Linked DNA regions of Homo sapiens: region 2 is linked to region 1. A link is a contact called in ENCODE Hi-C or POLR2A ChIA-PET data. All regions are on one chromosome and are shown on one strand. The core of a region is the stretch at or near the end of the contact, and the rest is flanking DNA. Distances in the headings are between cores, read along the strand shown. Region 1 has its middle 19 kb from the start of MIR1587. Region 2 has its middle 18 kb from the start of MIR1587.

Region 1 (3,683 bases), core at 412-2,911:
ACAGTCCCCTTCCAAGGCCCTGGTAGGGTCCTAGCAGTTATCATTTGTACCTCTGCACTGTTTTTCTTCAAGAAGGCCCCAAAATTCACGTAACTTTTAGGCCCCCAAACTTGGATCTGACCCTGCAGCTGCATTAAGAAGAGATTGGGCTGCTATTCTGGTTTCTCCTTCCAGGGGGTAAGTTTATCCGCAGGGTACAGGAGGGCAGAAGGGACTGTACCTCCCCACAAGAGGGGTTTTGCCTCCGCTCTGCTTCTCTTGGAGGAGCATTTCCCAAGCTCCTCCTCCTCACCTCGTTCTGGGAGAGGGTTAATAGACGTGGGGGTAGGAGGCCTCTTGGGGCCAAATACTTCTGGAAAGATTGGCGGCCTCTCCACTGCCCCCCACCCACCAACCTCCGGAAGATTCACAATGTACATTAGCATAGTAAAGGCTCCAGATAAAGAAAACGTTTGGCTTTGTTTACTGTGGGGGTTGCCCATACTTCCTGGAGCTTAAGCTGAAAGCGAAAGGATGAGTAGGAGTCAGATAGTTGTAGGAGTCAGATAGTTTTAGGAGTCAGAGGGTTTTAGGCTTGAGGGTACAGCCCCAGCAAAAGCCTCGCAAAGCCCGGAGAACTGGAAGAAATTGCTGCTGGAAGGCAGAGTTTGAGGTGGTGGAGCCGGGAGGGATGGACTAGAGGAGCCCCCCAAGCAGGCCTTTCATCCTGAGGACACCGGGCGACAACGCGCTCAGAGCTCTGAATCAGAGCTTCCCTGAATCACAGGCAGAGCTCCCAGCTCTCTGAAGGCTTGGCATGCTGCTGTTTGCATCCTTCCATCTGTTAGCGATGTTTCAGGCTGGGCAGGCATTGTCCTCATAGAGTTTCTCCCCCATTGTCTCTGCCTCTGCTCACCCCAAAGCTGGCAGAACCACAGCGCCCAGTGGCCTCTGGCTGCAGAGGGCATGAGGACTTCAGGCTGGTTTCCCAGAAACAGGAGGGTTTGTAGATAACCCTGATACCCTATGACCAAAGGCACCGTTCCCAAAACCCCTGCCCATGGAGCTATAGCCTAGTGCTGCCAAGTAAAGTTTGGTTCTGGAAAAAACAATTAGCCTACAGGGGTAGCACTAGCTGTTTCTGAAGTTCTACAGCCCAGGCCACCACTGGGTGCTGGCCTCAGTCCCATGAACCTTCAGCCCTGCCAATGAGAAGAATTCACAGATTTATTGTCTTCTAGAAAGGTTGGGGGACACATTCCTCCATGCCACTCTCTGCTAGTTGAGGGCCTGTCCTTTTTCCCCAGGGAATAGTATCTCCCTGGCCAGAGAGCGAGCGGACCAGGCTTTGCTTTCCAGCCTCACATAACCACCCTCCCGATGCCAAATATGACACATTCTTCAAGCTAATGACCTCTGCCCCCACCTTAAAAATAACAGCCCTCCACTTCATCCATCTTTGGGCTGATGACTGCTTTTTCTCGAGCAGGCACGGACTCTAGCAGTTCCTTTGTTTTCCAGTGATGCTTTTTATCCTCCATCTGATTTCATGTCATCTGTGTCTGTGACTGAGCAGGGCTCCCCCGTCTCCTGGCTCGCCCCGCCCATGCACCTTTGGACGTGAGTCTGGAGAGCCTCTGATTCCATGTACAGATTTGCAGGGCTGGCATTTGCCTCTCACATTGGTGCTCAGAGTGGCCGTGTGAAAAGAGGGCGGTCTGGCCGTGGGACTGACTTCCCAGAGCAACAGGGCAAGCTGGTGAGTAAGAACCAGCCTTTTTGCTGGCAAGGGACCTGGGCAGAGATGGGCCCTAATATACCCAGGAGCAACTTGAAGAATAAATACAAGTCATGAGCAGCATTACTGCCAGAGTGTGACAGCTGGCCACCTAGCCCTAGATGGGTACAGGGGAGTGTGTAGAGCCTGGAACCTTCTGGAATGGGGTAAAGGAGTAGCTGAGGGCTCCTAGCTCCACCCTTGGCTCTTTACATGCTCCTGAACACACAAGGGTCCCGCCTAAAATACCGGAGGGCATGGGAGTCTACGTGTTAGTCCCTGTGGCAATTTGAGTCCTCCAGGTAGAGGACACCAAGAGAGAGTAAGTGTGAGAGATGTATTGGGGGAGATTTTTAAGAAGGATAAAGGGGGGGGGGGGACTTCAGACCGGGAGGCAGCTCTGACCCCTGCAGAAGGAGAGGGGAAGGAAGGAGGGGTGGGTAGGGAGAGCCTCAGCCGGCAGCGCAGCTCTGAGAAAGCCTCAGCCAGGCCGATGGGGAGCCCCAGAGCACAGACTGCCCATCAGAAACTTCCTGTGTCAGGCAGTAATGACCCAGCTCTAGTCCCCCTGCTATGCTCTGTCATCGGGCGGGAACAGCCTGGGGAGGGTGGCCTCAGCAAGAATGCTGCAGCAGATCCCGAAGGTGCCACAGCCAGAGGCTAGCAAACCATGACACTTCTTCCAGAAACTTTTCCGCTGAAGGGAGGTCTGGGCAGTGCCCTTGCATGGCTGCCACTGTCCTTTTGTGTGGGGGTAAGGGGGTATCAGTGAGGGGAACTCTGAACCCTGGTCTCATGACCTCAGTCAAGCTTTTCTCTGTTGTAGCTTCTTAGTGTGTGGATGAGGGGAATGAACTATACCACATCAGTCCCCATCTCTATGGGGATGCTTGACACCCTGGATTCTGGTTATTTCAGTCTTTGAGCTCCTAGAAGGTAGACATGGAATCAAAAAAGATACCGAAGGGCCTCCACCACCAGAGACAGACACATTGCAGTTGGAAAGGGTCCAGAGTCCTTTTCCACTTGCAAGTACAGAAGGGATGTGGGCCTGGCCCAAGACCACTGAGCTATCCAGTCATTGATTCCATTATTCCACAAAGATGTGGTAGCCACCTACTCCGTGCAGATGGCTACTGTGTGCCCAAGGGGGCCATGGGTCTCCTGAGGACCAGACGGGCTTCAGCAGGAAGACCTTGCTGCCCATCTCTCCCACCCAGCCTTGGTGATTCTCAAAACCGAGGGGCAATATTCCAGATCAACCCCACTTGGTCCTGAGGAAGAGAGAAATGGTCAGGGGCGGAGGGTGGGGGAGGTCTCAGGACAAATAATATAATCCCAGTGACTCCCCCGACACTTCCCCTGCACTATCACCTCACAAATACGTGCATTCACACGTGCACACACGCACAACCACACAGCCATCTTTGGCATCATTAATAATTTATCTTTGAAGAAGCCTGTACAGTTTACAAATATTAAAGCATTATCTCACTATTTTAATCACAACGACTGCTTTGGGGTATTCTCGTTCTTTCTGATAATGAAGCTAGGCTCCGAGATCAAACTTCAACAAGGTCAAAGGGATGGCAGGTGGTTCTTAACCTTTGGGACTGTCTCAGATCCCTTTAAGAACTCTCCCCTCGGAAAAATGCATCTACCCAGAATTTTGCCCACTCTTTCAGGGGTTTGCAGTCCCTACTTCAAGCCCTTGCAGGGCTCCGCCTCCCCACCCCAGTCCCGGTGCGGCTGAGTTGGACCCGGCGGCCGCAGGATAAAATCCAGAGAGGAGTCCGTGTGACGGCGCAGCAGGATTAAGAAATCTCCCAGACCAGGATGGGCACAGAAATGGTTAAGGGGGTGGAGGGTTTTGTTTTTCACCTCTGAGGACTCTGTTATGGGTCATTAAGAACACAAGACCGAACGA
Region 2 (3,670 bases), core at 527-3,026, 38 kb after region 1:
AGGTGCCCAGAGCTGGCGACAGAACCCAAGGAACCCTGGTTCCTGGGGTGACCTTGAGAAAAGACCCGGCCAGTCTTAGACAAGGTGATGAAAGGAAGGAAGAAGGCTACTGAGCTGAAGAGAACAAAAATATTTCCCCAACCCCATCCCGCTGGACAGTGAAGCATCTTCAGGGCCCCTAGCCTGGGTGCCGGACAAAAGACTTGGAGGTACTGGAATATTGGGTCTGTGCCCCAGCCCTATCCGTGCCCAGTGTTGGGCACCCCCAGAGGCTAAGCTTGGCCAAAAGCTCCTCAGGCTTCCTCATCCCACTTGTTCATGGGATGGTTCCACCCATATGAAGAGTAAGGCCTGGGTGGTGCCTCTCCTCCTGACTCCAGCCTCCTTCCCCGGCCCCAGTCCCATCCATACAGGGGTGCTGGCCTGGCCCCCTCTGGTGGGAGGACAGATAAGCAAAGGGGTGGTGGGGACACTCTAGATGCTTCACCCACATCCCCTCGGGCTCCTTCCCCCACCCCATATAGCTTCCCCTCTCCTAATTCCCACAGCCTGTGCCTGGGACTCTTTGCAGGCCCGCCCGGGGCACATCCCCCTCAGAGCCAGAAGTACCCAGGAGTTTCAATCCCCACACTCACGGTAGCTCCTAGCTGGTGCAAGGGAGCATGCAGGTACAGTGCTCTTGCCTGGAGTCAGGACAGGCTCTGAGTTGACACTTGCCCTCCAGAGCTCCTCCTTTGGGAGGTCATGAGGTCATGAGGATGGAGCCCTCATGAAGGGGGTCAGTGCCCTTATAAAAAGCGACCCCAGAGAGCTCTCTCTCCCTGTCTCTGCCATGTGAGGGCACAAGGAAAAGTTGGCAATCTACAGCCCAGAAGAGGGCCCTCCCCCAAACCCGACCGTGCTGGTACCCTGATCTCGGCCTCTCAGCCTCCAGAACCATGAGAAGTACGTGTCTGTGGTTTATCAGCCCCCCCGCGTGTGGTACCGTGTTACAGCAGCCTGGATGGACTAAGACCCTTCTGCAGAGGGACTTTGTCTGAAACTGGCTTCCTCCCCTTCTTGGTCCTGCCCTTCCATACCCTTCCGTGTTTCTTGGGAGCACTTCCTTAATAAATTGCTTCCACACGAATCCGCGTCTCAGAAGCTGCTTCTGAGAAAACCGAAGTGATGGGGCCCCTGGGCTGCACAGTAATAACAGTTGTTACAGACGGCACCTCCTCCAACCCTCAGAACCAGACGGCCACAATGGTATTGACTGCATTGCACAGAGGAGGAAACGGAAACCCAGAGAGCAGAAGGGACTTGCCCAGGATGGTGGAGTTGGTGAGCAGAGCAGCCTACATTAAACCCAGCTCCAAAGCCAGCCCTGGGTCTTTGATGCCCCACAGAAAATACATGGGAGGAGCCCTGCAGCTCCTGAAAGGAGCTAACATCTCCCAAGCCCCACTTCCAGGGGCAATCTGGGGCCAGCCAGGTACTTAGATGGACAGATGACCAAGGAGAGACCACTCAAGCCCTCAGTTTGAGAATGCATTCCTCTGCGTTCACAGGCTTACCTGGAGCCAGTTCCCCAAAGCCCCACTGGACTTTTTAAGCCCCCAGAGGCCTTCAGACAGGAACCCACTGAGTCTTCAAACCCCCAATCTCCATGGGGTTAAAACAATCCCCAAAAGGCAGGACTTACTAGGAGTCGTTCAGAAACTGGCAAAAGCACCCTCTGAATAAATGTTCAGGGTTCCATCCGGAGACGCCCACGGTGACTGATGAGTCATCAGATAGCCAGCTGTCGCCACAGAGTGCTATATATAGAAGCTGGAGGGGTGCCTGGTACCTAAAGAAAGGGGAGGAGCACACACCTAGTAGGTGGGGTCTCAGCTGGGAGGCAGGCCTAGAGCACCTGGAAACTGCACCCTCAGCTCCCTCTGCCCCCCCAGCAAAACAGAATCTGGGTCAGCAATTCCCCGGCACAGAATGCCGCGTGAACTGGAAGCAAGCAGCAACAGGGCCGGACGTGGGCCATGCCAGTGCATTCATGATGATTACTGCTAATGATGGTAATGGGAGAATAATGGCTCAGTGAACTTCCCGCACATCACCTCGTCGTCTTCCCATCAGACATACACACTGAGGACGCGCTTGTATTGCTGCCATTTAGACAGCCGAAACAGAACTTCCAGACCTCAGGCTTGGTAGGCTGGGCCTGTGCTGTCCAGGACAGGGGCCACTAGCCACATGTTTCTACTGAACACTTGAAATGTGGCCCGGCCAAATTGAGATCCTCTGTCAGCATAGAATGCACACCAGACTTTGAAGATTTAGTTTCAAGAAAAGAATGTCAAATACCTTGTCAATAATTTTTTCCTGGTTTCATATTGAAATGATAATATTTTAGATACATCGGGTTGATCAAAATATATGATTAAGTCAATTTCACCTGTTCCTTTTTACCTTTTTAATGTGGCTTCTCGAACATTAAAATTATTAATACATATGTGGCTCACATTTGTGGCTTGCATTATATTTCTATTGGACAGTGCCGGGTTGCAGGCTGGAGGCCAGAACCTTCAGGAAATCCTGGCTATGCCCTCTCCTGACAAATAAAGCCTGCTTCCTGGTTCAAGGCTGAGAGAGGCCAGGGCTGCTCTCCAGACAATGCCAGTGGCCAGCTGCAGCTCCATGTACCGATCACAGAAGGTCCAGGTGACGCACAAAAGCCCCTGAGGGTCTGTGAACCCCAAACTTGTCCCTTATATCTTCTGAAAATGCACAGCTTTCCGGGGGAAAGATGATGAATTCTCCCTGGCCCTGTCTTCTGCCTTCCCCACTTAACCCCCAAGAGAGCTCCATGCTGTGTGATTGCATAATGAGGCCATGGAATAAGGCCACTTCACAAATGAAGCAGCTCTTTCCCTCACATATGCAAACAGCAGAGAGAGGCAAAGGAAAGTAGGGAGATGAGAAACAGAATGAGAAATGCAGACGAGACAGGCAATTCACACCAAGAGAGAGAAACTGTATCCCAGAGACAGACACACAATGTCACACACACTCTGCTCACTGACACCTGGGGGGAGGGGGAGAAGGGTGTGTGTGTGCACGTGTGTGGCGTGTTCATGTGCATGCATGCATGTGTGTGGAGCTAGAGAGCACTAGAGGCCGGGCACGGTGGCTCATGCCTGTAATCCCAGCACTTTGGGAGGCCGAGGTGGGCGGATCACCTGAGGTCAGGAGTTTGAGACCAGCCTGCCCAGCATGGTGAAACCCTGTCTCTACTAAAAATATGAAAATTAGCCAGGTATAGTGGCGTGTGCCTGTAATCCCAGCTACTCGGGAGGCTAAGGCAGGAGAATCGCTTGAACCCGTGAGGCAGAGGTTGCGGTGAACCGAGGTCACGCCACTGCACTCCAGCCTGGGCGACACAGTGAGACTCTTTCTCAAAAAAAAAAAAAAAAAAAACAAAAAAACAAGAGAGCACTAGAGAAAGGTTCTAGAACGAGGCAAATCGAACAGAACAGGGAAGAGATGAGCACAGGAGGCGAAAAGAAATGGAGGTTCGGGGAGTTGACAGCCTCCATTTTGTAGCAAGGCCTGCCCTTTCTTTCTATGTCAGTTTAAATTATTTACATCAGGACAATGGAAAGAATATAGATAGCAAAATAAAAAATGCGTC

The links. Hi-C counts contacts between places; a loop is a spot of excess contacts on that map. ChIA-PET counts read pairs that join two places held with the same protein, here RNA polymerase II (POLR2A). Pooled maps may share reads with other maps.
Region 2: a map of CD4-positive, alpha-beta T cell shows a loop between it and region 1 (6-fold over the local background). The contact joins two enhancer-like sites. A Hi-C loop is called at or near these places in 10 of 168 maps with a recorded cell type or tissue (B cell, CD4-positive, alpha-beta T cell, CD4-positive, alpha-beta memory T cell and 5 more), 30 of 37 single-sample maps with no recorded cell type and 17 of 50 pooled maps. POLR2A ChIA-PET finds 5 or more read pairs at or near these places in 20 of 52 experiments (B cell, CD4-positive, alpha-beta T cell, CD4-positive, alpha-beta memory T cell and 11 more).

The regions. Positions count from the first base shown.
Region 1 is chrX:39,816,595-39,820,277 of GRCh38, forward strand. No RefSeq gene overlaps it. Among named protein-coding and RNA genes, the nearest start is that of MIR1587, 19 kb to the right of the region's middle. RefSeq lists enhancers at 87-1,002, 1,003-1,920. Within about 2 kb of position 1,662, at least 5 of the 41 ENCODE cell types and tissues checked have a DNase peak (open chromatin) inside an H3K27ac peak, as active enhancers do.
Region 2 is chrX:39,854,080-39,857,749 of GRCh38, forward strand. No RefSeq gene overlaps it. Among named protein-coding and RNA genes, the nearest start is that of MIR1587, 18 kb to the left of the region's middle. RefSeq lists enhancers at 1,279-1,398, 1,669-1,748. Within about 2 kb of position 1,777, at least 10 of the 41 ENCODE cell types and tissues checked have a DNase peak (open chromatin) inside an H3K27ac peak, as active enhancers do.